4 separate regions of the Mus musculus genome follow, and all the other regions are linked to region 4. Evidence: chromatin loops called from intact Hi-C (ENCODE). Cell type or tissue: heart. All regions are shown on one strand.

Evidence for each region. A loop is a pair of places that touch in the nucleus more often than their neighbours do. Peaks named below come from ENCODE experiments on the same cell type or tissue, not always from the same donor. Only the 100,000 strongest peaks of a DNase experiment are listed, where the experiment ranks them.
Region 1: a loop joins it to region 4, with 10 times the contacts of the local background. A loop is called at or near these places in 8 of 42 quality-filtered maps.
Region 2: it touches region 4 in a loop (10-fold over the local background); 38 of 42 quality-filtered maps call a loop at or near these places.
Region 3: a loop joins it to region 4, with 3 times the contacts of the local background. A loop is called at or near these places in 2 of 42 quality-filtered maps.

The regions. Positions count from the first base shown.
Region 1 is chr3:56,749,194-56,757,193 of GRCm38, reverse strand. No RefSeq gene overlaps it. Among named protein-coding and RNA genes, the nearest start is that of Gm32237, 55 kb to the right of the region's middle. In heart, a CTCF peak has its summit at 3,286 (motif pointing right); a DNase peak (open chromatin) is centred at 3,363; H3K27ac peaks cover 373 bases.
Region 2 is chr3:57,199,796-57,207,795 of GRCm38, reverse strand. No RefSeq gene overlaps it. Among named protein-coding and RNA genes, the nearest start is that of Tm4sf1, 98 kb to the left of the region's middle. In heart, CTCF peaks have their summits at 3,301 and 3,504 (motif pointing right); no DNase peak of the experiment used is centred here.
Region 3 is chr3:57,425,135-57,433,134 of GRCm38, reverse strand. It overlaps Tm4sf4 (transmembrane 4 superfamily member 4), which reads right to left and starts at 7,725. Exons shown (of 5, transcript NM_145539.2): 1 at 7,347-7,725; 2 at 6,578-6,667. The coding sequence starts at 7,520. In heart, a CTCF peak has its summit at 3,422; DNase peaks (open chromatin) are centred at 1,204 and 4,214; H3K27ac peaks cover 2,321 bases.
Region 4 is chr3:56,003,673-56,011,672 of GRCm38, reverse strand. Nbea (neurobeachin) reads left to right here. Exons shown (of 58, transcript NM_030595.1): 19 at 2,030-2,111; 20 at 2,333-2,456; 21 at 3,245-3,437; 22 at 6,123-7,139. All of the region lies in intron 6 of Gm31914 (a long non-coding RNA gene), which reads right to left. Among named protein-coding and RNA genes, the nearest start is that of Gm22784, 51 kb to the right of the region's middle. In heart, a CTCF peak has its summit at 3,525 (motif pointing left); no DNase peak of the experiment used is centred here; H3K27ac peaks cover 344 bases.

The DNA.
Region 1 (8,000 bases), 750 kb before region 4:
TCTCACATCCACAGCCTGTTGATTATTTTACAAAGTGGGGGTAAATGAAATCACAAAGCCTCACCTTGCACCAGGATCTGATTTCTTATTCATGAAGACTGAAAGTCTTTCACAGTTAGAGCACATTCTTTGCATTTTTCTTTAAGCCCACCTTAGAGAAAATCCTACGGAGAAAAATATCTGAGAAAGGCAGAAGTCACCAGTGCTATGTGCTTTATATTAAATAAAATCAGAGTACTTATTTAAAAGGAATTAGAGGTAGAAGAATGGAGTCTTGGGTTTCCCATCTCTATCATCCCACATCTGCCCCACCATCATTTCATGATGACGAACAGTGGTCCTCCTGACACATCCATAGGGAAAGAAAGGAACAGTAACACAGAAAATAATTGCCACACAGCACACATATCTCTCGGCTGCCCTCAGGATATAAAATGCAGCAGGGTGTCTTTTGTTATGTTGGCCGAGGGAAAACAATTATTTAGAACCACGCTCTTTATCAATATCCCTGAAGCAGAATGCAAAATGAATAATGGGTAAATGGATGTCACTTTTGACAATGCACCTCTAAAAATAAAAGCAAAGGACAAATATCCATCTTGAGTTTGGTTCAGGTTTTTTTTCTGGACAATGGCTGAACAGATGTCAATGGCTAGACAGATGTCAATGGCTAGACAGATGTCAGTGTAGTTGTTACTCCTACAAATATCAAAGAAGGAAGGCTTCATGGGGACAATGTGGCCTCACCTTTGTAAAGGCCAGTGGCTCTCTAAAAGCCCAGGGTGCCTTATCTGGCCTCTCCAGTCCTCTTAGATGGAGGTCTCTCTACCAGGTTTGCTACATGAATTTTTCAAGACTGTTCCCATGCTTGGAACTCTTAGACCTCGGTGTGGTTGACAGGGGCAGATCTTTCATCCCTGCAGTGCAAGAAGCTAAATTCATCATTTTTAATTGACAAGACATTTCTGAATTTCAGCAAAGCAAACAGGGGAACAACTAAAAGTCACTGAAAAAGCTGCCGGGAAAGGTCGGTTTCTCAAAAGGGCATTGTGTTCCACAGGAAGCCCAAGTGAAACGGGCACATTTCAGGATGTGTATTCCTTTATGCAGACATGCCTTGTTACCCACGTCACCTGTGCATCATGGAAATGACATTTTCACTGGTAATTACAATTTTTTCTCTCAGAAACAGAGGAAATGATCACGTGAGAGAAATGGACCCAAAGGCTCTGTATCCTAAGAGCTCCAGGTTTTCTCCTCTTCACATGGTAATGAATACCCCAAATATAGGATTACAGAAGAGAAATTAAAAAAAAATCTATGGGATTTTGAAGGTTCCAAAGTCTAAGTGCTTTAACACTGGAGACTGGGCTATCAAAGTAAGCACTGGCAGAAGAAAAGGGAGAAACACACACACACACACACACACACACACACACACACACACACACCTTCTGGAGCTGCCCAAGCATAGATGCTCTTCTGAGTAGCAAAAGGACATTAAGGAAGTAGGGGTGATTTGCATATGTGGCGCTCCTGATGAAACATGCAGGAAAACAGAGACAGAGCTATAGGTTCAGTGCAATACAAGTGGCATATAAATGAGGAAATTACATCAAGAACTCAGTAATCCTTGGTTTTTAAAGATTTGTTTCTTACTTATGAGCATGTATGTGTTTCTGGGGAAAGAGAGTATCCACAGAGGACAAAAGAAGACATTGGATCCCCTTGGATCTGTGGTGACAGAAGGGGTTGTGAGTTGTTTAGTGTGGGTGCTAGAACCAAATTCTGGTCCTTTCCAAAAACAGTATGTACTCTTAATGGTTAATCTTCTTAACCCCATCTTATCTTTATTCAATGAGAGAAAAAAACGTAACCATGTTACAGTATTAATCTGAACTAAGCCTCTTCAGAGAGAGCTAATCACACATTCTTCCTTATTTTAACCGTATCAGTATGGAACAACTCCTCCCGAGTGGCTTCTTGTGCTTTGCTAAGGAGTGTGTGCCCTATATGTTTTGATGTTCAGCACGGAGTGCTTATTTAAGCCTATAAATAGTTCCAGGCTCAGATTACGACTTTCAGGGAAAGATCAGATGGACTCTTGCCTCCAACCTCTTTTGGGGATCATCTCCCAAATTTCTGTGAAGACAAGGCTGCTTTTAATGTTAAAACTATTCCAGGAACTTCTGTAGCAGAATGGGTTCTAGGAAAGCAGAAGATGCTGGTCCCCTAACAAAAGAGAGTTAAAAAATAGCTAGGTCCCCTACAGCAGACAATCTTTGCTCAGCTTTCATTTCAATTTAGAACTTGGATGTATGGGAGGAAGCCACACAATTCTAACATTTTTATCGATTTTTAAAATAGCTCTGGTCCACAGGCCAGCCCCCAGGGACAGACAGAGGCAAAGAATATGCACTTGAAAGCAGGAGTATCAGGTCTTCCTGGGCTCCTCACATCATGAGTTATGTCCCAGAAAGAATCACAGAGAGAATTGTGGAGCGAGAACCTGATTCTTTCTCCTGTAAACCTGCAAGGCTTCAGGGCACGGGGTGGGTAGAGGCTCTTCTCATTGATAACCCAAGCCACATGTGTCATTGCTGCATGATTACTCTGTCCTCTTTGCTAACAGCAAGAATCCTGTTAGATGCACTCAATAGAAAAAAGATTAGTACATTAGGTCTGTTACACTCAGTTCTGGATACAGATGGACTCTAAATTCCCCCAGTACACCCATTTACCCCAAGCAAGGAGTATGTGGGCATTACCTGTGCTTTCTTTGGGAGAAAAAGAAAAAGAAAACCCAGTTCTGGGATGGGCACTCACTGTTTTCTGTGATAAGACTTTCATAGTTCATGAAGGCCTGTCCTCTGACTATGAGGGTAAGCCATCTGTCTGCGAAGCCTCTTGTTAAGGTTTGAAATAAATCATTAAGACCGTGAATGAACCAAGGCAGGATGCATATCCTGTATCAGATCTACCGTGTTTGTTTTAGGTGTTGTCAGAGAAGCTGAAGGGAGGGAGTGAATAGGGCAGCTTTTACCCACTCAACTTCCTCGGTTAAATAGTAGAAATTGCCTATGATCAATCACCTGATGCAGCATGTCTTCTCTTTCTTGAGATTTGGGAGTCTAAACGGAACCAATCTTAGAGGTTCTGAATTTAAATGACTGAGCTCAGGTGTAACTTTCAAAAGTGTATGTTAGGATTTGTGTGGCTTTGTGGTCATGTACCAGAGTTTTTAGAAGATAGGGTTGAACCAGGGTCACAGTTGCAGACCAGCAGGGGGCAGATGGAAGCCAGCTGCCAAGTCAGAGATGTCAGACTGCTTGCCATGTGGACCAGTGACAGGAGGCAGACAGCCCAGACAGAAATAGCTGCCATTTATCAGCATGTCGTCATACCACTTCAGCAGGAAGCCACCGTACTTCATTTCCTCTAGACCAGGTCACCAGGGTGAGCCTGAATGCTACCAGGAAACCATGTAGATTCCTAGAAACCCGAGGGAACCAATAAAACAGAGCATTTGTTCTGAGTAAAAACCAAGGGATGTAAAAGAGCTTTTCCATAAAAAAAGATGTCTGGAGTAGTGTGGTCAGGCTTCCTACAGCATGTGACTGAAGCCATCGGCTGTCCATGTCTAGCCAAAGGGGACCATGTCCTGGAAACATTTATTTATGTATCATTCTGCCTCAGCACAGAAAACTCTCTGTAAAGGGGGCGTGGCAATTTAAATGAGTGCCCCTTGATAGGCTCATGTGTTTGAACGTTTGCTCTCCAGCCAGTGGTGATATTTTGAAAGACTGTGTGAACTTAGGAGGTGGAAGGAGGGAATTATGAGAGATAGGATTTCAGACTTTCCAGCCTGGCCCTATTCCCTGTCTACTTTCTGTCTCTTGACTGTGGATGGAACTGCCAGGACCTTACACGCTTGCCACAGGTCTTTCCCACCTTTATGGTCTATATCTTGAAAGCTATGAACCCAAACAAACTGTTCTTCTAGCAAATAATTTGTCATGCATTTTGTTACAGCACCAAGCATGTGCAATGCTCCTATACATGTTTTGCAAAATATGCCAGAGTCTATATCTCTCAAATTTCTCTTTTTCTATTTTTATGACTCTATAGAAAATGTCCAGGAGTTTTGATATCCTTTGTCTCCTTTTTACCCCTAATTCCAGACTTCAGATTGCCCTTCTTTTTTTCAGAGCAATGCAATATTCCATGATGTAAGAACATCTACTTGCTTGGCCTTCCACACTTCTTTCTTGCTTTTGTCACACTTGTAAGTGCCTGTAGTCAGTCAAGTATTTTATTTAGTTTACTTTATGTTTCTATGACAGGTATTCCAGAGACTGGGTAACTTATAGGGAAAATATATCTACTTAGCTCATGTTTCTGCAATATGTGATGTTCAAGATGAAGGGGATGCATCTAGTGAGGACTTTTGAATATATTGTTCATGTTCAAAGATAGAAGGGAGATAGATGATAGACAGACATGATACAGAGGGAGACGGAGAGAAACAGTGAGACAGAAAGAAAAGGGGGAGAGGCATGGAGTGGGGAGAGGGAGTAAGAAGGAATCACATTTGCCTCATAACAAACTAATTATTCAGAGTTCTCATGACTACCCACTCCTTTCAATGCTGCTGCCTTGGAGATAGAATATTCATCTTATGAAGTAAAAAGAACAATTCAAATCAGATGGGGTATATCTTGGGGTCTGGTCCAGATATGGTCCAGATCTTGGGGTAGATAATAAGCTACAAAGAAACTGAAAGATATGGAAATGAGAAACTAGGGTACAACGATTTAAATTATACGTTCAAGTTTGTTCACTCAAAATAAACAGATGATTCCAGACACTCTGGAACCACCTCGGGAAAGTCTGGGGAACAGACTGAGAAAACCAAAGAAGGTTTCCAGCAGCATATCTATGAGTGTCACAGAAATGATGGACTCCAAGTAAATTGCATTTTTGAATCCAAGTGTGTTTTACAGCACCCAGATTTGTCATGCCATTCATTTGTCTTAACCATTGGACATCTGCATGCAAAAGTCCAGGGCACATAGCCAAGTGTGGGTATGTTCTCAGGAAGTCTGAAATTTGTACAAAAATGTTTCATGGAAGCTACATTATTGACAGAAAGTCAAGATGTTGCTTAATGGAAAATAGATCAAGGGTGCAACACACATCTTCCCAGGATGGCTGGTGACTAAGCAATTTGTCTTTGCTATTACTGTGGCTGAAAAGCACAAAACATGTTTCATGAGTTATGTTAACATATAACTTTTGAAATACTTTTGTCTTAACTCTCCCAAATCATCTTTTACATCTTATCTTCATTCTTCCCTTCTTCTGGATCAAGGAGGATTGGAGGAGGAAAATCACACACACAGAGACCAAAGGACTTGCTTTTGGAGTTCACAGCTATAGCGTTCTATGTATCTAAGAGGTTCTGGCAAAGAATGTATTGGTTTAATTTGTATGGATGAATGGGTGTTTTGCCTGCATGCATGTAAGTGCACCTCTGGTACGCAGTGCCTGTGGAGGCTAGAAAAGGACACTGATCCCCTGGAACTGGAGTTAAAGGTTGTTGTGTGCTTCTATGTGGGTGATGGGGACTGAACCCATGTCTACTACAAGAGAAGTAAGTGCTCTTAAGCACTGAGCCAGCTCTCCAGTCCCGAATATTATCTTTCCTTGACTATTTTGCAAAGTATTTACTATGTCTTGTTTACCAAACACACACACACATACAGGCACACACACACATACAGGCATACATAAATATATACACACATATACACACATGCTCACATACAAACACACATACCCATACAGACACATGTATACACATACATACACTCACAGATATACATACATATACATACAGGTCCACAAATGCACACACACACACATACAAATATGCATACAGGAACACACAAACATAAACACATTCAGGCATTCAAAATACATGTAGGAATACAGAAAAGAAATGCAACAACTGTGCTATGGCTCAATGAAGTAAAATTAATGTTGGGAAACTCCTGAACAGACTTTCCAGAAAGTATCATCCAGAATAATATAGCACTTGGTGACATCTATCTCTTGTTTGTTCATTTATTTTTCAGTATTTGGGGTATTTTAGGCTTTTAAAAAATAATTATACACACACACACACACACACACACACACACACACACACACACACACACACACACACATATGAATGGATACACGGTAGTGGTCCTCAAACACACCAGAAGAGGGCATCAGATCCCATTACAGATGACTGTGAACCACCATGTGGTTGCTGGGAATTGACCTCAGAATCTCTGGAAGAGCAGTCAATGCTCTTAACCACTGAGCCATCTCTACAGCTCTGACATCTATCTCTTAACCTCTCTGTGACACCCATTGCCAGTTTCCAAGTTTCAGGTCCTCAGAGTCTCCTCAGTGAGGCCTATGATGACAAAATTAATAAATATTAATTAATTCATCCATTCAAAAAGCTGTGATAGCAATGAATTACGACTATTGTGGTGAAGGTGGTGGCTGGCAAGTAAGAAGCACCTCAGTGTATATGTGCATGGATGCAAGAATGGATGGCTAAACAGTGCTGGAGGGAAGGTGAATTCATCAGAATGGAGGGGCAGTCCAGTCTACCTGAGCCTTTCATTGGCATAAGCAACCCTGCTCTACCTTAAGCCCAGAGAAAAAGGAGTCTAAGCCTTAAACCTCTAACCTCTGAGGTACCACACTGTGGACTCTGGAATCAGAGTTTTGAATTTTATCATATGCCTGTCACCAGCTGTGAGACCAAGTCTGCAGTCTTGCAGACCCAGGAGCTTGTGCCAGCCAGGTTTTGGTGGTTTTGGGTGGTTTCATTGTTGTTGATTTGTCAATTTGACAGAATCTAGGGTTGTCTGGAAGAAGGAATCATCTTAACAGAGAAAAAAATGGCTCCACAGGATAGCCCTGTGGGTAAGCCTGTTGGGTGTTTTCTTGTTTGATTTGTTCTTGATATGGAAATGCCCGGCCCACTGAGGACAGGGCTGCCCCTGGGGAGGAAAACAAGCTAAGCAAGCCCGTAGCACTATACCTGCATGGCCCCTGCATCAGTCCCTGCCTCAAGCCCACCCTGACTTCCCTGGATGATGGATGACATTCTGGGAGAGGAAATAAACTCTTTCCTCTCCGTATTGCTTTTGATCCTGGTGTTCATCACAGCAATAGAAAACAAAGAAAGATGGTCCCTCTCTGCAAGAAACTGTTTATCCTGCTTTAGAGCTGATGGAATTCTAGGCTAGTGAGATTGTGGGTCTGTAGATCACTTCTGGGTGTTAAGAGCTGAGTACTACCCTCTGACATTTACATCATAGATCACTGTAAAAATCAACCTTACTACAACAGGAACTCATGGGAAAATAATTCAAGTTTGAATTGCTATCAAATATTTGAAATCAGATGGATTAGAAAATAAAATTCAGTCTGGGGTCCTAGTTTGGTGGTACACAGGAGGCCTTGATTTAGATCCCTAGCACATCAAAAGTAAATGAAAATAAAATAAAATGATTTTGTCATGTGAATGAAGTGTGTAAGAGGCATGAAGCTATAACAGGAAATAATAAATCAGAAACCTGATGTATGCATTTGCAATCTTCATGACCTTGAGCATTGACTTAATTATCTGAGTTAATCAAGTGGCATCTGTGTCCAAAATCGTCTAGCACATTTGGTTTCTTTGGATCATTCATCATTTAAAAACATGTAGGCTGAGATTTCCAGCAGGACAAAACACTGAGACATCACCTTCCTAACTTCCCTTGAACAGAGAGAGGTTCTAGACACAGTGGGGCAGTCTTCCTACACAGCACTCACTGGGTAGAGCTGACTCAGGGCCTCCGTTGAACTTCTGATCCTCTTCCCTCCATTTCTCAAGGACTGGGATTGTAGGTATTTACCATTACGGGCAGTATATACAGGGCTGGGAC
Region 2 (8,000 bases), 1.2 Mb before region 4:
TTAAGGGAGTTATTTATTTTATTCTTATAGTCCTCCATCATCATCATGAAAAGTGACTTTAGATCCATATCTTGCTTTTCTGGTGTGATGGGTATACTAGACTTGCCATGGTGGGAGAGTTTGTTTCTGATGATGCCAAGTAACCTTGGTTTCAGTTGCTTCTTATGCTTGCCTCCTGCTATCTGATTATCTGAAGTGCTTGCTGCCCTCAATATATCTGATTAGAGCCTGTCCTTACTGTAATCCTGGTTCAGTCAGAACTCCGCAGAGTCCAGCAATCTCTGTTATCCTGTGATTCTGGGATCCTGTGAACCTGAGACTCAGTGTCAGAGTTCTTGGCAGTCAAGCTTCCTCTGAGACCCTGATATCCTGGTGTGACCAAACTCCTGGGATCCTGGAATCTTAAGATCCTGGGCATATTAGGGCATCTGGAAGTGGTACCTCCTCTGGGTACTGTGGGGCTGTCTGTTGTGTTAGAATCCAAGGTAGACCTGTACAGACCAGAAGAAACCTGAGCCGCTGGGCAGGCAGGGCTCCTGTGTCCCTGCTCCTGCTGGCCCCAGGCACTTCCAGTTCTGTTATGACAGATGTTGCATTCCACTTACCTGTGATCTTAAGATCCTGGGCATGCTAGGTCGTCTGGGGCATGGAGAGTCCTCTGGGGACTGTGGGACTGTCCTCCAAGTTCACGCCCAAGGTGGCCCAGAGCTGGCACTGCCTTTTATAATTAATTCAGAAACTTTTTCTATATAGGTTTTAAAATTTTCTAATTTGTTTATGTGTTAACAATTTATTCTAATATATTATTTTCCTTTTGCACAATTATTCCAGTATGAGAATGAATGAAGGGTAAAATAACTAAAGTATAGTTAATTTTAGGGTCTAATCGCTCCACATAGGTTTCTCATATTCTCTGGGCTATTTTCTTTTCCGCTTCAGCTGTTAATTTCCCTGCACTGTTTACATTTAAATCACCTTCCAGGTTTTGAATCAAATTACTTAACTTTTGAGTAATTAATCTAATAGGAGGGTATCACCAGTTAGTATTTCCCAATAACTTTAAAAAAATCTCTAATAGTTTGTAATTTATCTCTTCTGATCTGATTGTTTTGTTGAAATTGTTTGTGGACTCAGCTTAAATCCTAAATAGTTTATAGAATTTTCTTTCTGTATTTTTTCAGGTGCAATCTGTAGCACTCAGTAAGGTAACAACCTTTCTTGTTTCAGTGTACATTTTTTCCTAACAAAATATCACCCATGTAATGGTAAATAATACACTGAGGAAATCATTTACAAATTATTTTTAGTGGTTGTTTCACAAGATATTGACTCTGGGTAGATAGAAGGTAAAGGAATTCAAAGCTGTGAGGAACTCATAGGCTGAATTACTCTATTTACAGCTCTTAAATCTGTTAACACTCTCCATTGTCCAGATTTCTTTTTTATTTCAAATACAGGAGAATTTCAAGGACTAGTAGACTCCTCAATATGTCCAATTGTTCTTGCACCAGATGCTCAAGTGACTGTAATTTTTCTTTTGTTAAGGGCTACTGCTCTGCCTCTATATAGGCATATTGGTTAGCCATTTTAAAAGCAAGGCTATTGGCATATTATTAGCAGTGGCCTCTAGTCTAAATTTGCAAAGCCAATTCATGTTTTGTTCTGTCTATTGACAACCTATATAACCTATAATTATCCTTGATAATTTTTGTAATAACTTTTTCAGGACTATAAACCATTTAAAACACCATTTCATGGGCTGTTTCTGAAATTGAAGGAATATTAATTTGAGTTCCCTATTATTCTAATAAACCCCTTCCCCATAGGTTTATGGTTATGTCAGCCACATACAATTTTAACTTTTCTACTTGGCCTTCTGGCCTTAAACATTTAATCCAAACAACACTGCTTCACATGAGATGTGTTCCAAAATCTATAAACTGAGTGGAGACATCTCGAAATGGCCAATTTTGATTCCACGGTTTTTCAGAAATTATAAACACAGTAACCCCAGTGTCCATCAAACCTTTAATTTCAACATCATTTACCATTAACCTTAATTTTGGTCTTTCATTAATAATGATAGTTTGCCAAAATACTTTCCTCCCAGTACTTCTAAATCTTCTTGTCATATTTATTGAAGCTGCTTTACCTTTGTGATATGGAAGTAATGATAATTGAGCAGTCCTATCACTTGGCTATAGTTGTATAGTTTTCTTAACATAAGCCATGATTTAGTTTCACATTGATAATCTTCATCTATTAGTTCTGCCTGTACAATAAACCTGAGAGCTGTGAAACTACTTCCCAAAATATCCCTACTGGTTCTGTACAAAGACCATACACACCACTAGCTATTTTATAACAATTAATTTGTGGAGACAGTGTAAGATGTTTACCCACTGCTGAGTCAAAAGCAGCACTATCTGTAGCAGTAATACCATGCACTAAATCTCTAATACTGACTTTATGTTCTCTAGCCTTCTTTGTGAGCTATTTTGTTACTGACAGGATGTTGTTGGCTCATGTTGTTTGCTCTTGGGTGCTGAGTTGGGCTCTCTGAGTTGTGGTATCCTCTGGTAAAAATTTGCCTTAGACATCTCCTACTGATTGGCAGTCATTAGCCCAATGTCTGGCTTTTCCACATTTATTCCAAATTCTTGCTGTTATATTTTGATTATTTTGAAATGAGTCATTTCCTTTAGTATGCAAATTTTTACATTCTTTTTTCAAAATGTTCAAACTTCCAAAGTTAAGGCATCATGTTTTCTGAGAGTTAAGACCGTTACCTAAGGCTTGTCAAGTTAAAGTTGTATTATATGCAGCTGATATACAATATCAGCATCAGCTTTATTCCGTTAATCTAGATTGGCAAGTTGAATTTTTAATGATAGTTATTTGCATGTTCAAAAGCCAAAGATTCAAGTAGCACCTTTCTTATATCTGGATCTGCTATTGTTCTTCGCACTGCTGAAGTTAAGCTTTGCAGTAAGTCAGTGTAAGCACCTCCCGGACTTGTGATAATTTTACCAAAAGATGTAGTCATTTTTCCTGGTCCTCAACTCTATCCTATGCCCTTAAAGGCACAAAAAAAATCCCTTGTGCTATAGTGGTATCCTCAAGTTGTACCTATATGTCAGTCAGCAAATTGACCTTCACTTAAAAAACGATCCTATTATAAATATTCCTTTAGCCTGATTACATTGTTCTGTGGCCATTGATTCCTCTCTCCACCATGTAAGCCATTGTAATTGAGGACCAACTTCTAATATAGCTGTCATTAAATCCTTCCACTCTGTGGTATAATTCTATTCTGCATAGCCCGATTGTTTATTATCTGTCTCACAATGCATCTTTTAATCACCTTAAATCTGTCCCATCTATAGGTTTCCAATCAATCTGAACATAACCTTGAGGATGCTATCTGCGTGAATCTAATGCTTTGTTACTGAAAACACTTAAGGTGTTATTTTAAGACCCAGGCAATAATTCCTCCATGCTGGCACAAGGTGGCAGCAAAGATCTATGATTAAACACATCTCTTTTTTAATGAAAGGGCTCAGCTTGGTGTAACTCTTGTCCAAACACTGTTTTTGTTTTTGTCTTTTATACCTTCCCTCTTGTTTCAGGAAGTAACTTTTTCCTCCTCCATATCCTTTCTCTTGTTTTGGGAATAAACTCCTTTGTCTCAAGAGCTTTTCTACTTGTCTATTTAATATCTGAAGTTGTGCAGTAAATTCAAGGTCTTTTTCTAGGTCAATCTCATCTGCAGGAGGGGAAGGAAATTCCTCTCCTTACTTGTATCACTTCCAGTTTCTTCTGAGGTACCTTCTCATTTGTTGACAGATTAATCTGCTGTACATTGAATCTCTATATTTCTGACTTTTCATACTGTAATGGTTCTAAGACATTTGAAATTAAAGTACATAACAACTAAATATTTGTAGATATTTCATCCCCTTCTGGTGGGCCTATCTTAAAGACTTTAGCACTTGAATCCAGAAAAAATAAAATTTTATTTATTTTATTTTATTTTATTTATTATTCTTCAATAATTTATTCACTTTGCATCCCTAACATGGGAGAAGCTGGGACAGGATCCTTCTGGTTGCCATCTGCACCTAGAGTTAAGGCTGTTCCGCAGTCCTCTGTACACGGGGCCTTCCAGGAGAGAGCTGGTCTCCCAGGAGAGCTCTCACTCCTGGGCTCAGAGGTGAGATCTCCATTTTCTCTCCAATAACCGTCCAAAGCAGGACTGGCCAGGAGCACACAGGGCACAGGAACAGTGTAACAGCTGGGACAGGATTTTTCCGGTTGCAGTCTACAAACAGGAGCTAAAGCTGTTCCACAATCCTTGGTACACAGGTCCCACCAAAAGAGCTGGTCTCCCAGGAGTGCTGATGCAGACTTACAGGCCCACAGGAGGGACAAGCTCTAGCCAGAAACAGCAAGACCAACTAACACCAGAGATAATCAGATGGGAAAGCACAATAAACCAGAAAGGCAAGCACAAGAATGTTACCAACAGAAACCAAAGCTACTAGGCATCGTCAGAACCCAGTTCTCCCACCACAGCAAGTCCTGGATGCCCATACACACTGGAAAAGCAAAATTTGGATTTAAAATCAAATTTCATGATGCTGATAGAGGACTTTAAGAAGGACATAAATAACCCCCTTAAAGAAATACAGGAGAACACAGGTAAACAGGTAGAAGCCCTTAAACAGGAAACACAAAAATCCCTTAAAGAATTACAGGAAAACACAACCAAATTGGTGAAGAAATTGAATAAAATCATCCAGGATCTAAAAATGGAAGTAGAAACAACAAAGAATCCACAAAGGGAGACAACTCTGGAGATAGAAAACCTAAGAAAGAGATCAGGAGTCATAGATGCAAGCATCACGAACAGAATAAAAGAGATAGAAGAGAGAATCTCAGGTGCAGAAGATACCATAGAAAACATTGACACAACCGTCAAAGAAAATGCAAAATGCAAAAAGCTTCTAACCAAAAACATCCAGGTAACCCAGAACACAATGAGAAGACCAAACCTAAGGATGATAGGTATAGAAGAGAAAGAAGATTCTCAACTCAAAAGGCCAGGAAATATCTTCAACAAAATTATAGAAGAAAATTTCCCTAACCTAAAGAAAGACATGCCCATAAATATACAAGAAGCCTATCAGATCACCATGGACTAAGACTTCTGTAGCAACAATAACAATAGAAAACCCACATACACATGGAAGCTGAACAACAGTATACTCAATGATAACTTGATCAAGGAAAAAGTAGAGAAAGAAATTAAAGAATTTTTACACTAGCATTTTGATTGCACACTTGAAAGCTCTAGAACAAAAAGAAGCAAATAGCCAGGCGTAGTGGCGCATGCCTTTAATTCCAGCACTTGGGAGGCAGTGGCAGGCAGATTTCTGAGTTCGGGGCCAGTCTGGTCTACAAAGTGAGTTCCAGGGCAGCCAGAGCTATACAGAGAAACCCTGTCTCAAAACAAAACAAAACAAAACAAAACAAAAACAAAAACAAAAACAAAAACAAAAACAAACAAACAAACAAACAAAACAAAAAAACAAAACAACAAAAAAAGCAAATATACCAAAGAGAAGTAGACAGCAGGAAATAATCAAACTCAGGGATGAAATCAACCAAGTAGGAAAAAAAAAAGAAAGAAAGAAAAAAAATAACTATACAAAGAATCAACCAAGGCAGGAGCTGGTTCTTTGAGAAAATCAACAAGATAGATAAACCCTTAGTCAGGCTAACCTGAGAGCACAGAGACAGTATACAAATCATCAAAATTAGAAATGAAAAGGGAGACATAATAGAAGATGAGGAAATCCAAAAAAAATCACCAGATCCTACGACAAAAGCATATACTCAACAGAACTGGAAAATCTGGATGAAATGGACAATTTTCTAGATAGATACCCAGTACCAAATTAAATTAGAAACAAATAAATGATTTAAACAGTTCCATAACCCTTAAAGAAATGAAAGCAGTCATTCGTTGTATCCCCCGCTCCCCAAAAAAGTCCAGGACCAGATGGGTTTAGTGCAGCATTCTATCAGACCTTCAAAGAAGACCTAATACCAATATTCTTTAAACTATTCCACAAAGTAGAAACAGATGGAACACTACCCAATTCATTCTGATACCTAAACCACACAAAGACCCAACAAAGAAACAGAACTTTACACCAATTTCCCTTCTGAATATCGATGCAAAATACTCAATAAAATTCTTGAAAACCAAATCCAAGAACATATCAACACGATCATACAACATGATCGATTAGGCTTCATCCCAGGGATGCAAGGATGGTTCAATATATGGAAATGCATCAACATAATCCACTATATAAACAAACTCAAAGAAAAAAAAAACCACATGATCATTTAATTAGATGTTGAGAAAGCATTTGACAAAATCCAACACCCCTTCATGATAAAAGTCTTGGAAAGATCAGGAATTCAAGGTTCATACATAAACATAATAAGAGCAATATACAGCAAACTAGTAGCCAACATTAAACTAAATGGTGAGAAACTGGAAGCAATCCCACTAAAATCAGGGACTAGACAAGGCTACCCACTCTCTCCCTAGCTATTCAATATAGTACTTGAAGTTCTAGCCAGAGCAATTAGACAACAAAAGGAGATCAAAGGAATACAAATTTCGAAGGGAAGAAGTCAAAATATCACTATTTGCAGATGATATGATAGTAAACTTATGTGACCCCAAAAGTTCCACCAGAGAACTACTAAACCCAATAAACAACTTCAGCAAAGTGGCTGGATATAAAATTAACTCAAACAAATCAGTGGCCTTTCTCTACACAAAGGATAAACAGGCTGGTAAAGAAATTATGGAAACAACACCCTTCACAATAGTCATAAATAATATAAAATACCTTGGGGTGACACTAACTAAGCAAGTGAAAAATCTGTATGACAAGAACTAGAAGTCTCTGAGGAAAGAAATTTAAAAAGATATCAGAAGATGGAAAGATCTCTCATGTTCATGGATTGGCAAGATCAACATAGTAAAAATGGCCATCTTGCTGAATCAGTCTACAGATTCAATGTAACCCAATTCAATGAAACTTATAGAGGAGAAAGTGTGGAAGAACCTCGAAGATATGGGCACAGGGGGAAAATTCCTGAATAGAACAGCAATGGCTTGTGCTGTAAGATCAAGAATCGACAAATGGGACCTCATAAAATTGCAAAGCTTCTGCAAGGCAAAGGACACTGTCAAGAAGACAAAATGGCAACAAAAAGTTTGTGAAAAATCTTTACTAATCCTACATCTGATAGAGGGCTAATATCCAATATATACAAAGGATTCAAGAAGTTAGACTCCAGAGAAATAAATATCCCTATCAAAAAATGGGGCACAGAGCTAAACAAAAATTCTCAACTGAGGATTATGAAATGGCCAAGAAGCACCTAAAGAAATGTTCAATAAACTTAGGCATCAAGGAAATGCAAATCAAAACTACCCTGAAATCCACCTCACACCAGTTAAAATGGCTAAGACCAAAACTTCAGGTGACTGCTGATGCTGGCAAGAATGTGGAGAAAGAGGAACACTCCTTCATTGCTGGTGGGATTCCAAGCTGTTACTACCACTCTGAAAATCAGTTTGGCAGGTCCTCAGGAAATTGGAAATAGCACTACCTGAGGAACCAGCTATACCACTCCTGGGCATATACCAAAAAGATTCTCCAACATATAACAAAGACACATGCTTCACTATGTTCATAGCAGCCTTATTTATAATAGCCAGAAGCTGGAAAGAACCCAGATGTCCCTCAACAGAGGAATAGATACAGAAAATAGTACTCAGTGCAGTACTATTCAGCAATTTAAAATGATGAATTCATGAAATTCTTAGCCAAATGGATGGAACTGGAAAATATAATCCTGTGAGATAACCCAATCACAAAAGAACACACATGGTATGCACTTACTGATGA
Region 3 (8,000 bases), 1.4 Mb before region 4:
CTTAACCGCTGAGCCATCTAGGGGAATGCCAAAGAGTGAGTATAGATGTAATCATCTGCATTTAGGCAAGTGAGAAGTCAGGTTAACAAAAACCACCAGCAAGGCAATAGTGTAACTGTTGGAACTTCTTCTAGACCACCTCTGTCTACAATGTTAATTTCATATATAATGTAAACGGCCTAGCTAAAAGAAAGATATAGAAGAAATTAACAATGTATTTTGTTTAATTTTACATATTTAGCATGTTATCACTTCAGCATGATATCAGTATAAAATATATGCCTTTTTCATATAAGTTCTTTGGAATATGGTCATATTTTGTGTAGATTAGGCACTTCCCATGTGAATATGGTCATATTTTGTGTACATTAGGCAATTCCCACATTTTCTGTAGTCACACTTGGCTATCATATTGAATAATCTTTATCTAGGTCATTTGAAATTTTTGGTAGTAAAAGGTTTTAAAATTCATGGATCTGGTGTTCATTGAATTTGTGGCAATGCTTTCTCTCAAGAAAGAAGGGAATGTGATAGATAGAGGAATGCAGTCATTCTTAAGTGAATAAGTTCTGCTTTATATCACTATATGATGTATCTGGAAAAATGGGGCACTGGGTTACAGGTTCAGAAAGCTACAGGTGGTATATTATATTTTTGATTTCCAGTTTGAAATAACCCATGTAAAATAAATAAAACAAACACTTTAATTTTCATAATCCTACAGAATAGGTGAATCACATAAAGAAAGGTGCACTTTACAATATGTTGCTATAATTTATATCACACAAATATGTCTTTAAAAGTTGGTAAGTATACTGTCACTATATAACTATTAATAAATATATGATATTTTTAATTCTTTTATTGTTTTGATATAAGGTCTTACTATATAGACTAGGCTGGCCTAGAACTCACAGAGACACACCTACAGCTGCCTCCCTCAAGTGCTAGATTAAAGGTCTGTGCCACCATGCCTAGCCAGATATGATCTGACCTAAACCAGTATGGGTTGAGTCCTATTTATCATAAATTTTCATGCTAAAACTTCTTTTATTCAAATGGAATTTACTGAGATGAAATTAGTTATGTTAGGGTAGCCACTCCCAAACTGATAATATTTAAAGTGGATAGTCTTGGGACTTGGGACAGCTTCCAAATGTCACCACCTCTTGAGAGCAGCACTGCCTGCCAGATTTTGGAGTCCAGCATGGAAACACTCCCTGGCATTTGTACTGCAGGATTCTCTATCTCCCTGAAAGCGATAAATAGAACAGAGGAACACTAATGCTCACATGACCACAGATGGGTATGAGCCACAGGGGCAGGATCTGGATCTAAATCCTGGCTCCTCCCACCTGACCTCGAGAAGTTAAACATTCTTTCTCGTTTCCTCTTCTGTATAATGAGGTTCAATTATAATTAATAATTATAATCAATAATAATTAATGAGTAAGAGAGCCTATTCAGTAGTGACAAGTGACCCCTCTACAAGAGCCAGATATCCCTCAGGGTTAAAGCAGTGTGAGCTACTAAATAATGCCCAGCATACCATTTACTGACAAGCACCAGGGATCTTTTGTGCTTATTATAGGAAAACTTCTGTGACACTATAACACACTCAATATATTAGGATTAGTACATACTTTATTATTATTGTTCTATAATATTTTAACTGTTGTACCCTTACCTTCCTTTCTACAAGTGCAAAATGCAAAAATCTAGGGAGAAAAGCAAAAGTAAACAGATTTCTTCTGAGATGCTCGGTCCAGAAACCCATTCTACAGCCAAATGCTCTACTGCTGATCTACTTCCTCCCAATCACATTTTATCCACACCCCTAAACATGCATGTCCACATTGTGTGCTGTCGAAGCTTTCCTTGAAACAGATGATAAGAAACTTCTGAAAGTCAATACCTTTTAAGTCACCCTGCCAACTTTATGACTCCCCCTACCCCAAATCATGGTCCAGTGATAATTGTGCCCAGATCTGTCATTACTCAGACTGTATCTTTGGCAATCTTTTCTATGCTGCAGCGTATGGGACAGAACACATGGGAAGGACAATGGAGCTGGAAGGGGAGGAAAGTGTGTGACCTAGGGATATAGTATTTACACTGTGGGGCAATGGCTATGTGTTAGGGATATACCTCTGGTGGCCACAGCCCTTCCTACTTGACAATCATTCTAAGAGACCTATAGAGGCTACCTGAAGTTAGTTCTCTCCTTCTCCCTCCTTCCTTCCCAATCCTAGTCTCCGGAACACTGGGATTATAGTGTAGAGCAAGCTCAACTGGTTTTCTCTGAAAATAGTAGTATATTGTATTTTTTGCTTTGCCTTTGCTTGAGAAAGCTATGGGACTACAATCAGAAACGTAGTGTACAGACTGGCATTCCTCACTTGTAAAATGAGTTACTTGTGTAACTTAAGGGACTTTTGTGAGGATTGAGCCTGAGAAAGTCTAGAAATTCCCCAACACCTCCCTTTGAACTCCTTGCGCAGTCAGCTGACAAGCATTTATCTCGGGTTTGTATATCCTTGATACCAGCACACTTGCCTGAGACTTCTCTTCCTTCTCCTTACAATACTGTTGTGACCCCTTCTCTGATTCTGGTAAGGTCTTTCCACAGTTAGCACTTGTCATTGCCAGAACCCATATTACAGCAGGGGAATTGACTTTTCTATTTTGTTTTGCCTTTGTTTCAAATATTTGGCATGCTGGGGATTAAACCTAATGGCCTATACATGGCATGCAAGCATTTCACTGCTGGGCGTCCTTCCTATCTAAAGAAGATGCTTTTTAAAGACTGAGAACAATAAAGAAATGTAGATTCATACTAAACTCTTACTTAATGATAATGCATCCTTTAAAAGCATTGCCTTTTAAAAAGATTTACTCTAATATTTTTACTTATTCACTTTACATCTCATTCACTTCCCCCCTCCTGGTCACTCCCTCCCACAATCCTTCCCCCACCCCCATTCACTTGTCCTCTGAATGGGTAGGACCCCTTGGGTATCCCCCTACTCTCAACAAATCAAGTGTCTGCTAGGCTACGCTCTTCCTCTCCCACTGAGGCCAGATAAGTCCTCCCAGATAGAAGAACGTATACACATACAGGCAACAGCTTTTGGGATAGCCCTTGTTCCAGTTGTTCTGGGACCCACATGAAGACCAAGCTGCACATCAGCTATCTGTGTGGGGAGGCCTAGGTTCAGCTTGTGTATGTTCTTTGGTTGGTGCTCAGATTCTGAGAGCCCCAAGAGTCCAGGTTAGTTGACTCTGTTGGTCTTCCTGTGGAGTTCCTTTCCCCTTCGGGGCCTGCAGTCCTTCCTCCCTTCTATTCTTCCATAATGCCTTTCTTAAATGTTCTTCAATCTGGCTGCCCCTGTAAGGGATAAAGAGCTAGATATTCTGGATCTGCCTGTAGGGAGCAGTGGTTAGCTGAGTACAAGAAGTGTTCACTCACTTAACTGCACAGAGTTGCCTTATGATGGCGACACCAAGATCTTTCTTCAAAATGTCAACCACGTTGCCCTGCCTGGGGTGGGGATGTATGGATTTATTACTTGATGTCTGCCTTGCCCCCGCTGTCTCCTTATCAATCTACTTTCCATCCCATTATTAAAGACACTTAACTTTGAGTCAAGTACAAGGTTTCTAAACAACCCTTTCCTAAAATGAACGAGTTGATAAAATTAATTAGTTGTCTCATTGGGCCCTGGGTGATGAGCACTTCTCAAAGATTAAAGAGAGTACAGGGGGCAGTGACCAAACAGACAAGGCATGGGAAAAAGAGTTAATGACCTAAAAACAAACGCAGGTCAGGGCTTCAAAGGCCACCCTGAAAGGTACTCGTTCTTCCTCTTTTCCTGGCTCATTTCAGCCTAATTAATCTGAGAGTTCAGACCTTTGGGCTGAGTGAGACTAAGCCTCTCTCTGTATCCCTCCCTCTCACAGGAGCCTGTGGGGGGGTTAGATATGAGAGAGAGAGAGAGAGACAGAGACAGAGACAGAGACAGAGAGATAAAGAGACAGAGACCATCAGATTCATTTTCTCAGGCTTCACAATGAAACTGTGAAGTGGATGGTTTTAAGGATGTTTACAGTTCACAGGTTCACGTTATCTCCACAAGGCTCCTGCCTTCCAATTCCTGCTTTTCTATTATTGAAGGACAGGAATGGTGGTGCAAGCTCAGTTAACATTTGGGGAATGTGCTAGAAAAACATAACAATGCCAGTGGGGGTGGGGGAGACGGCCACTCTGGCTTCTGCTGTGTTTGCTCACAGATCTTTCTACTGGCAGAGTTTCTCAGAGCTGCACAGATAACTGGGGCAGTGTCTACTTGTAAGGAAATGCCTTGAGCATTTACAAAACTCAGATAGGTACCAGTGTAGTGCTTTAATGATGCAGCTGTGTGTGTGTGTGTGTGTGTGTGTTTGACAAAAATGTCTATTAATGATCTCACTTGGTGTTCCAGAGCCTCTAAACAACTATAAAGTCCAAGCCTTTAACTATAAACATGGTCTTGGAGGGAAATAAGAACACTACCAGGTTCCACAAAGCATCCAGTATGGAACCCTAGAGCTTAGCCATGACAGCACAGGCCATACCAACATAGCATAGGCCATGGTTGTGCCGGGAGGCTAGTGATGCCAAGTTAACTTCTTATTTGATAAGAAGTAAGAAGTATATCCTGGAGGCCTCAGGAACCCTGGTAGATGATATATATTGACCAGACCAAATATTTTAGAACATGTTTGCTCAACTGTGCTGGGGACAAATGAATTTCTTGCTGTACTCTGCATTTAAATCTAATGAAATTAAAGTTTTGTATAATACTTTGGACATGGTTTCACTTCTGCCTGTGGTTATAGCAAAATCTAGGAACACAGAAGCAAGCCTGCCCTGCTACTGGCCTGTTGTGTACCAGCTGACCATTGGCCATTATCTCACTCTCCTCAAGGTCAGAAGTGCAAAGACAGATTTTAAAGACAGGTATGGTTTTTATTTATTTTCATCCATATTCCTTAATTGGTATTGTTTTCCAAATTGTTACCTCCCATTTATTTGACAAATTATAAATGCTCTAATGGGAAAAAAGATGTATACAGCACTTCCTTTTCCTTAGAGTCAATATGAAAATATGATCAAATGTGTAGAACATGTGGCACATAACTATATCAAATGCACCATTGCTACTTCTTACACTCTTTGCAAATGATGATTTTTGAATGCTGAAATGACCATTTTCAGTACTTATGATGGTTTTCTAGAAGGTGAATATTCTATGTACGATGTGATGTCACATGAGAAACTACAGTGTCCATAAAATACACCACGCACAGCGGCCTTTCATGTGTACATACCTCTTTCTGGACTAAATCAACAAATGATGGTGAGAAAGAAATGTCAAGGGGGCTCTGCTTCAGGATGGGTAGATAGACTTTCAAGAATTCAACGTGGGCTTGGGAGTCTCCACGATGGGAGCACGAATCCTGGGAAGCTGGAACAGCTGCATCCCTTGCTCTTCATGAAACCCAGGCTCTACCTCCATTGTATTTTTGCCTTATCATATGCCCAAATGCTTGATAGTTTTTAATCCAACTCTTTCATTAATTTGTATTGCAACTTTGAAAGAAAAACTGACATCATTGCAAACATGAACAGAGTGTCATTAAATGTTGGTCATCAAATGCCCTTTGTGTTCCGAGAGCTTTAGGTTGCTTTCCCTTTGTTACAAAGGAAGTTTGAAGGTTTAGAAACAGCAAAGACTTATCCCCATCAAAATAAGGATTTCTTTCCTTCATAAAATGAAAACAACTGGAGGATAAGTAAAAGAAAACATTCTTTGTTGTTTCGATACGTGTATCTTTATACCAGGGTTTGGTCCATATCTAGGGAATTCTGATCCAGTCCAACTTGCTTATCTTACACTTGGTGTCTTGCCCAGCTGCAGAAATGGGACCTGACCCACATTCCAGCATTCCTCCTGCCCCTCTGGGAACATTAATACCTCCCTAGTCTCTGCTTCACCAACTAAAAGATGGATGGCCGCATGAAAAAGGAGAGGAGATTGAAATCCCAAGGTTGATTCTGAATGGCAGTGGGAAATACAGAGCCTCCATAAAGAGTGACCTTTGCTGTGCTAAAGAAGGGGGCTTAGTTAGCTTTTAGGGAGGGGGAAGATACCATCTTTTATTGTGCCCCAGTATCCTTCAATGGTGATGCAATTGAGGGCTGGAAGAAGGACATGGCTTGTTCAAGTTCTCATGTCTTCTTAGTGGCAAAGGGAAACCTGTGGCTCCATCTTTGCCTTCCTTCTGGGGCCTCACTCTGGTTTTAAAACTCTGGCATCTCAGTGTACTGGTAAAAAATGGATCTACACCTTTATGAAGGCTGTAGAATATATTTATTCTTATTATTCCGTATCAGTGAGAATTAGAGCTTAATCCTGTACCAGATGGCCCAGGAGTCTTGGCTGGGGCTGATTACTTGTTTGGCACACCCATGCTGCCCAGAACAAGCGGGCAGTGAACCCCAGAGATTCTGTCAGCTGATCCCAGAACGACTCACCGCAAATCGCTTCCCACAGCCCTCATTGCCACAGCATCCGCAGCAGTCGTTGTTCTGCAGGCCCAAGAACACAAGCGCAGGGAAGATCATCTGCCGGCAAGAAAAGTGCTTAGACGGTCTGGGGTGAAGGGAAACCCACACTTTTTCTTGCCAGTGAAGACCTCAGGTCTCAGGGGCTTAAGTGGGGCAGGCAAGACCTAACAGCCGATGGCTCATGGCAGCTTTTAGTACAGGGATTCCATTTGGTCAACTTCTGTGAGGAGATTTTAAGAGTAGATAGGCTGAGTTTTTCGTTTACAGGGTGGGTTTAGGGCAAGGATATATTTATACTCAGTGTATAAAAAGCAAGGCCTCCACTACTACAAGCTGGAGGTCCCACGCGTATTTGGAAACAAGGAGATGAAGAAGCCGTGAATTCCTGAATGAAAGCTTACTTACAGCTTCTGTGTCCCTTCATTCTAAGTCAATCCATTTGTATAAAGCACTGTGTTCTGTTTTTAGTTCTTATTGCCACAATTGACTAGAGTAAAATAATCAAGTGGCTATTAGCTTGGTTCTCTGGGCTCAGATGTCTTAGGGTGACTCCAGCCCAAACTTGGGGATGAACCACTTAGTAAACCAAGCTGTCCCCAGCCGCGAATAGAAAGGGGAAGTATATTAGGGCACTACTTTTCATCGCATATAGGTTGTAAGCTTCAAAATGGCATCTCCTGCAATAAGGACAGACGAGGATTTGCCTTCGTGGGAATGTTAAGGTTTCTCTACTCACCAAGACTCCACTTCCCAATATTCCTCCGAAGTACCAGACCTCATCCGAAAGGTGGCTTTTGTCGTTCACCACTTTTCCTCCAGGAAAGAACAACAGGATATTTGCCAGGAGGCCAAACACAGCCAGGGGAATGAGGGTGCCCCCCAGGCACCTGGCACAGCCCCCAGTACACATGCTGGGGGGTCACAGGAAAGCACAGAGATCAAAGGCTCGTCGCCACCAGCTTGACGGTTCTCCTCAGGGATTGCAGCAGCACGTTCCAGTGGCTGTACCGGGGTCAATAAGAAAAGTGGGACCAAATATCAGAGTTCTTTGAACCTTGGAGACACTTCACTTCTCAACTACGGCAGGCCTTCAGTGGCAATGGATATTTATATCCCTGACTCTATGTCTCTCTCTCTCTCTTTTTTTTCCAACCCCATAAATGAGATTACGTTTTGTGCGATCGTTCAATTGTTTTGCCATGGAGACCAATAACCTCTGTTAATAATCCACCAGCACAGACAAGACATTCAAGTTGTTGCAATTGAAGAGAAGGCTGGGACAAGCAGTGCTCAGCACTGCCCCTTTAATTTCATAATGTCTCTGCCCAAATAAAGAAGTATTCCCTGGGCATTATATACATCACTCTCATAACCCACTAATATCCTGATT
Region 4 (8,000 bases):
ATATGCCTCACATAAAGTCAGTAAAATCTTCAGGGACCTCTTTGAATCTTAAACTGCGATTAAAAGGTTTATACCTATATTCATCTCTCTCTATTTATACACATTATTTCCTTCCCTCTTTTAAAATCTCACGTAGGTTCTTAATGACAGTTTACTATGTTTTATTGCTTAATAGAGGCATGCATTTATGCCTATCTCCAGAACATTAATTAAGTAAATTGATGCTAGAAATGTAGCTCCACTTACCAACTGTTTTCCATTCTGCAAGCATCAGGCAGTGTAGTGTGTGGGCACATAACTGCTTCTTCACAGATACGTGCTGGAGGCAGCTCCTAAGCACATCCGTGTAACTCGTGAAACCTTTCAGCTTTCACACAGGAACCCTGTGATCTTTATAGCAGGTTTATGGATATGCACTACCATGACTGTCCTCAGTGTCACATGATAGAGCAAAGCTTTACATAGACAACAGTAAAATCAGTGGTGCTTTGAAGCAAATTCTGTTTTCTGCAAAATGTGACTTGCTCTCTTGTGCTTGAGAAAGGTTTGAAAACTCTATCAGAGGGGAACATGGTCTGATGTTTTCCCTGCAAGTATGCAACTATTTTGAGTATCATCATATTTATAACAACAACGACCTGGAGTCTTATATTTTGGGCTTTGGGGAAAAATAGGTATAGAAACCCCTTTTAGGTATATACCAGCCACTGTTTTTTTGGTATATGTTATCTCAAGAGATTTTTTATCTCACATGGCAGCTCTATGTAGTCAGTCATGTTTAGAGTACACTGTTAAAAAAGCATTCTGAGACTATTTAGTTTAACATTGTTCATTTTTAAGAATGGGTATAGATGATTTTAACCAGTATTTATCACTGAAGTAATAATAGAGCAATGTCTTATTTCAAGTCGATATATTTTTGGTCTATATACCTCATTTATTTATGTAAATTTTCTGTCCTCTGTTTAGTCTGGAAAAAAAAAAGGAAAGAGAGTGTGTCTCTTCTTTCTGGATGTCATGATGCTCTCCATCTTAGAAGCCGTCCTCCCTGTGTCTAACCTCGCTCTTCCCACTGTGCTCTTCACCTTAGCACTCTGCATAGCCAGTCTCAAAATTAACACTGATTCCTTTTCTTTCTTCTTCTTCTTCTTCTTTTTTTTTTTTTTTGAAAAAAAAAAAGAAAAGAATTTAAGAGTCAAAAGATAGGGGAAAGGGTTGAGAAATTCCACCTTTTAGGCCATGCAATCAAGAGCTTCCAACAACTACAGGCGACTGTACTTGGGCTGATGACTTTTTTGTATTGATTTTGAGTTGAACTGTGTTTTTAAAAGAGTGTTCAGAGTTTAGCATTAGCTCTAAGTGGAGTTCATCTCTACTGAAATTTTGTGCATGTAGACAGACAGACAGACAGATAGCGAGCTAGCTGTAATGATGAGACAAGTATGGTTAAACCTGGGCTACATGAGCAACCACATTGACTATCTATATTTGACGGAGTTATCCATTCTGTCACATAATGACTCCTGATATGTATCAGCTCTTGGTGCTAAGCATGGACAATAACCAAAATGTCTGGTTTTGCTTGAGGGTTTTAAGCCTACATTCTAGTCAAAATTAGAAATATAAGTTTTAGATTTCTTTTCTGTATGAGGCATAGGTTTGTTAACAGTTACTGACTTTTTTAATTAGCATGACACAAAACATCAAATATTTATAATTCAAAACACAGAGGTCTTAAAATTGCATACTGAAAGCATATTTCAAACAGAGCAAATTTTATATTAGCTAACTATTCTTTTCTTCTATATATAAGGTGTCTGGCTTTTGTCTTTATCCAAAGTAAGTAAAATTTGAGGTATATAGACTTCAGAGTTTAAGGACATATGTAATTTTAGAAAGTTCTTTTGTGAGGGATATTTCTTTTGACTTAAAATTATTCAAAACCTTTGACAGATTCTTTACTAAAGCTATATTATGCAGTTGTTTTTAATTTCTTCTCTAAACAAAGTTCAAATTGTTCATCTTTCAGATCTTGACAGAGCAAGTCTGTACTCAAGTTGTGCATAAACCACACCCGGAGCCAGACTCCACAGTCAAAATCCAGAATCCAAGTAAGCAGAAGCCGCTCCTCCCGCGGCGCGGCAGCGCGGCCGTTACACGGTGACATGTGGGACCAAACCAGAGCCTCTCGTGACTGCGTTCCTTCTGGTGGCCCCACTTTAGGACAGGGACAGCTCCACTCGGAGCCAAGTATTGAGTTGAAAATTAGTGAATGTGGTGCTACGTCTTGGTGACATTTTAAAATTTTAATTCAGAATTTGTTTGTATATAGTGATTCTTAAGGTGGTGGCAACTTTGTTAAAGAACTCAACACCAAGTGCAGAATTGATGGAAGTCCGTCGGCTGTTTTTATCCGACATGATTAAGCTTTTCAGTAACAGCCGTGAAAATAGAAGGTAAAAAACAGTCTGATTTTTATTCTAGATTAATATTTTTTATGTTCTTGATTTTCCATAACTTTCGAATGAAAAATTCAAATAATTTGTTAAATTCTCTTAAATCATTTTAAAAAGGCTTGCGTTTCTTAGAAGCAATTTATTTCATCCTACTTTATCAGTTGTATATGCTTTTATTTAGTTGTCCTAGTACACACACACACACACACACACACACACACACACACACACACACACACACACATATGAATATACAGATGAACACTTTTGTACTTATGCTGTAGCCACTATCTCTCACATCTCCCTATCAGCAACAGTGCCTTTAATTCTCATTATGTTGGGTGTGTCCATATTCACTGATGTTGTCCTGCCATGCATTTAAGATATCCTAGCTCAGACATGATGTACAGCCTGAGTCCTTGAATATGTGTCTGGTCATTTCCTAAGTTTCTAACGCATTTTTGTATTGTGTGTGAAGCATTTTGGTGCCCACACTAGCACAGTTGGGTTGGGGGTGCTGTAGAGCCAGTCGAGAGCACCGTGAGTGTTAGCAGTGAATTATTACTGCGAACACGCAGAAGCTAAAGCTGTCTCTCGACAGGAGAGGTAGGGAGGGATTTGATTTATAATTCAAGTTCTCTAAGAAAGAAAGAAATTGATAGAGGTTATAGAATGCAGAATACAGAGAATAATCGTGTACTTGGCTTATATTTTCATCACTTTAAGTTTCAAAGTAGTAAATTATAATTTTGATAATTTTAATGAGGTCTTTTTCATTTTCTTTTTAGATGCTTACTGCAATGTTCAGTGTGGCAGGACTGGATGTTTTCTCTTGGCTATATCAATCCAAAAAGTTCTGAGGAACAGAAGATTACTGAGATGGTCTACAACATTTTCCGGATTCTTTTGTATCATGCAATAAAATATGAATGGGGAGGCTGGAGAGTCTGGGTGGACACACTCTCAATAGCCCATTCCAAGGTAAGGGGATTTGGCTTCTTCTGTCATTGAAGTTTCAGCCAGGAAGTAAATGGCTATAAACTCTCATCTGGTGCCACCTAGTGGACATTCTCAGTCATGGCTCCTTCCTTGATCCTAATTTTGACTTTGTCCTTTCTTTGCCCTTTGGTGAGCCTGAAGGTGGTTTAAGATCACTTAACTTACTCGGAGGCAAAGGCAGGTGGATTTCTGAGTTTGAGGACAGCCTTATCTACACAAAGTGAGTTCCAGGACAGCCAGGGCTATACAGAGAAACCCTGTCTCAAAAAACAAACAAACAAACAAACAAACAAACAAAAAAACCTTATGAAGTCTGTAAATTATGAATTTTGTTTTAATAGCACTTTAAGTAAGTGTGTCTGTTTGTGTGTGTGTGTCGGGGGCAGGAGGAGGTGTTCGTGTGTAGGTGTGTGAGTGCATGCAAGCACTTGCTGAGTCTGGGAGCCAGAAGATAGTTTTCAGGAGTTGGTTCTCTGCTTACAGTTACAGGTTCCAGGGATTGAACTCTGGTCTTTCGGCTTGGAGGCAACGCCTTTCCTTAATGAGCCATTTCATGTCCTCTCAATTGGAAAATTTACTATATATGTTTGTAGCCAGCATGAGAACCAGTTGCTTTTTAACTGAACCATATTCAATTCTTACAAGCATATTTCATGAAATAGTAGCTGAATAGTACTTTTAAAGATGTTTTTGAAGTAATCAGATTTCTTTTCATTCTAAAATAAGTAATAAATACATTCAAAAGGGGCTTGGTTGACTTGAATTTGGATCCCCATCGTGGCTGCACACACTTTGTTCGCCCCAAGTGCTGGAGAGCCCGATGGGTAGATCCCAAGGACTCTCAAGCCAGCCGGTCTGTCTAGCCAAAACCATAGAGCCCAGGTCAGTACAAAACGCTGTGTCAAAAATGAGTTGCCACATGAAATTGAGGAAGGCATCTCAGTGTCAGTGACCATGATAGATACATAGTTTTCTTGATTCCGTGTTTGTTTAGTTCTGCCTGGCTGGAATTTGCTGTGTACACTAACATTTAAGACTGGTTTCACTCACAGAGGTCTGTCTGCTTCTGGCTTCCTAGTATTGGCATTAAAGGCATGCACCTTAAAGTAATATTTTTAATTGTGTTGTTGTAGTTAGTGCTCTATTGCTATGAAGATACACCATGACCAAGGCAACACTTATAAAATAAAGCATTTAATTTGAGGCTTGCTTACAGTTTCAGAGGTGAGTTCATTGTCATGGAGGGGAGCATGGTGGCAAGCAGGCAGGCATGGTGCTGGAGGAGGAGCTGAGAGCTACATCCCGATCCATAGGCTTTAGCACTGGGCCTGTTATGGGCTTTGGAAACGTCAAAGCCCTCTCCCAGTGTCACACTTTCGTCAACAAGGCCACACCTCCTGATCCTTTTAATCTGTTTCAAATACTCCTTGGTGACTAAGCATTCAAATATATGTCCCCATAGGGACCATTCTTATTCAAACCAATACATATAAAGCATGTTTTAACATTTCATTTAACATTTTTAACACTTAAATGTTAAAACATATTTTAACAGTGAACACTTAATTCTAAATTATGTTTCTCCATATTAAATTTTAAATACCATTTATCTTTGGCAAGGAGAGTAGTTGATGTATGTGCATGTTATGTTCTACTGATTCAAAGCTGTGGCTCTTCTACCTGTAACATCACAGAAGAGCCATGAACATACAGAATTAGGTTGTTCGTTTATGTTGCAATTAAGTTTTGCGATTTAGAAAGTTCATATAGTTATTTTAATAGGAATTAGAAAAATTATTTTAGAGACCAAATAATATATATTTTAGGCTTTCTGGTCTGCCTCTGATGAAGCTGCTTGACTCATTTGTGTAGTGTGAGAGCAGACAGAGAGGAAAGTATCACAAAAAAATTATTTATCAGAATAGATGACAAGCAGATTATGGCCATGGGTAACAGTTGCCAGGTCCCGTGACTGAGGAGATTTTTCTGTAGGAAACAGATTTCATATGATGGCACTCTTTAAGAAAGGTCAACCAAAATAGCTTGTTAATGTAAATTAATTTTGTGTGCCTATAAGGAGAGATTTTTTTAATATTAGAAAAATTTAGAAGAATTTATGCCTGTTATAGTCCTACATTTTTCAACATACACACCTTGTATTTGCCATTGCTTTAGTAAGTTTTAATGTAACAATGAAAAAGACATTGCAAGTTCTTGTACAGAACATATTGCGCTGTTTCTAATTCAGTCACCCGTTTGCACTTAAAACTGATGCAGTGCCTTAACAATGTCTGGTGAGAATACTGTCATTGTAATAGTAGTTTTAATGTTGAATATTATCATCTGACTAGTCCTTAAGCCTAAACAGTGTTCACAGATGATATATCATATGATATTGGGTAGCATTGGAATATTTAACCTCTACAAAGGAGCTTTGAAATTGCAGTTACACATGTGGATAGAGACAAGTCAAGAAACAGTGTATCACTGTATTTCATCATTGTTTCCAATTACGTAATAAAACTGAATCTTTTATTATTTAATCAAACTAAATCTTAAAATTCCTAATACCATTTAGCTTATATCATGGTAACTTTATTGCTCTTATTTCTCCCTTTCCCTTGGCACATGCATGGCACCTCAGTGTCCTCTTCACTTATTTCCTAGGTTACTTACGAAGCACACAAAGAGTACCTGGCCAAAATGTATGAGGAGTACCAGCGACAAGAGGAGGAGAACATTAAGAAAGGAAAGAAAGGAAATGTGAGCACCATCTCTGGTCTCTCATCACAGACAGCAGGAGCAAAAGGAGGAATGGAAATCCGGGAGATAGAAGACCTTTCCCAAAGCCAGAGCCCAGAGAGTGAGACAGACTACCCAGTCAGCACAGATACACGAGACTTGCTCATGTCAACCAAAGTATCAGATGATATTCTTGGAAGTTCAGATAGGCCTGGCAGTGGAGTGCACGTAGAAGTGCATGATCTTCTAGTTGACATAAAAGCAGAGAAAGTGGAAGCCACAGAAGTAAAGCTTGATGATATGGACTTGTCACCAGAGACATTGGTGGGTGGAGAGAATGGTGCCCTTGTGGAAGTGGAGTCCTTGTTGGATAATGTGTATAGTGCTGCTGTAGAGAAACTCCAGAACAATGTGCATGGAAGTGTGGGTATCATTAAAAAAAACGAAGAGAAAGACAACGGCCCGTTGATCACGCTAGCAGATGAGAAGGAGGAGCTTCCAAACAGTAGCACACCCTTCCTCTTTGATAAAATACCCAGACAGGAAGAGAAATTACTTCCAGAACTTTCTAGCAATCACATCATCCCAAATATTCAGGATACCCAAGTACATCTTGGTGTCAGTGATGATCTTGGGTTGCTTGCTCACATGACTGCGAGTGTAGAGTTAACGTGCACATCAAGCATAATGGAAGAGAAAGACTTCAGAATTCATACGACGTCAGATGGAGTGAGCAGTGTCTCTGAACGAGAGTTAGCATCGTCAACTAAGGGGTTAGACTATGCGGAAATGACTGCCACAACTTTGGAAACAGAGTCTTCCAATAGCAAAGCTGTACCAAATGTTGATGCAGGAAGTATAATTTCAGACACTGAGCGATCTGATGATGGCAAAGAATCGGGAAAGGAAATCCGAAAAATCCAGACCACTGCTACAACACAAGTAAGCCCTCCTCTGGGAGTTCTGGAAGTAATCACAGAGAGCTGTTGGCTGCAAAGTGGTCCTTAGGATGGTGCTACACTTAAACCTGTGTAACGTAGGACTTACAGGACTGAGAGACGTGGCGTATATACATACACACATACATACATACATATTATATATATATATATATACACACATACACACACACACACACATATATGTGAAATTCAAGTGATCTGAATTATATTCCCAATTCTGCCACATTTCTCTAATTTTACTCCACCTCTGGCCTAGATCCTTCTGTCATATTAGACATTGCAGTAAATTAAAATAGGACCATTAAGGTCTTGGCCGTGCTTACAGTTATAACTGACTACATTTCCACCTCTGTTCTTGAGGTATTCATGCTAACCTTGTGCTCCGGGCCCGTCTCGTTCTGGGGATTATAGAAGAGCTCCAGCTCAAACAAATGCATGAATGAGCGGGGGTTGTTATCTGTCAAATGCCGACCGAGCTCTCAGCATTGGGGTAGATTTTTCACTTTCAACCCTCACAGTACCCTTTGAGTCAGGTAATGTAGCTGAGAAAATTTGGGATTATTACCAATGAGCTTTTTCTAAAGCAAATACGGGATAGAATTTATTAAATTTTGAAAAGGAAGCTGCTTAGACAAATGTTATTGCTTCGGTTTAGGCCATTGTAGTAAAGCTGTAAGTATAAGAACTATATCTTCTAGGACAAATTTGAGTTATGGGTACTTAATTTTTAGACTAACTAAAGTAATACTTTGTGATTAAGTGTTAATGAGATTTTTGACCCTTGAGGACTTGAGTTTTGTTAGCCCTATGAACTCTTTGCCTGTCCTTTTAATCTCATTGA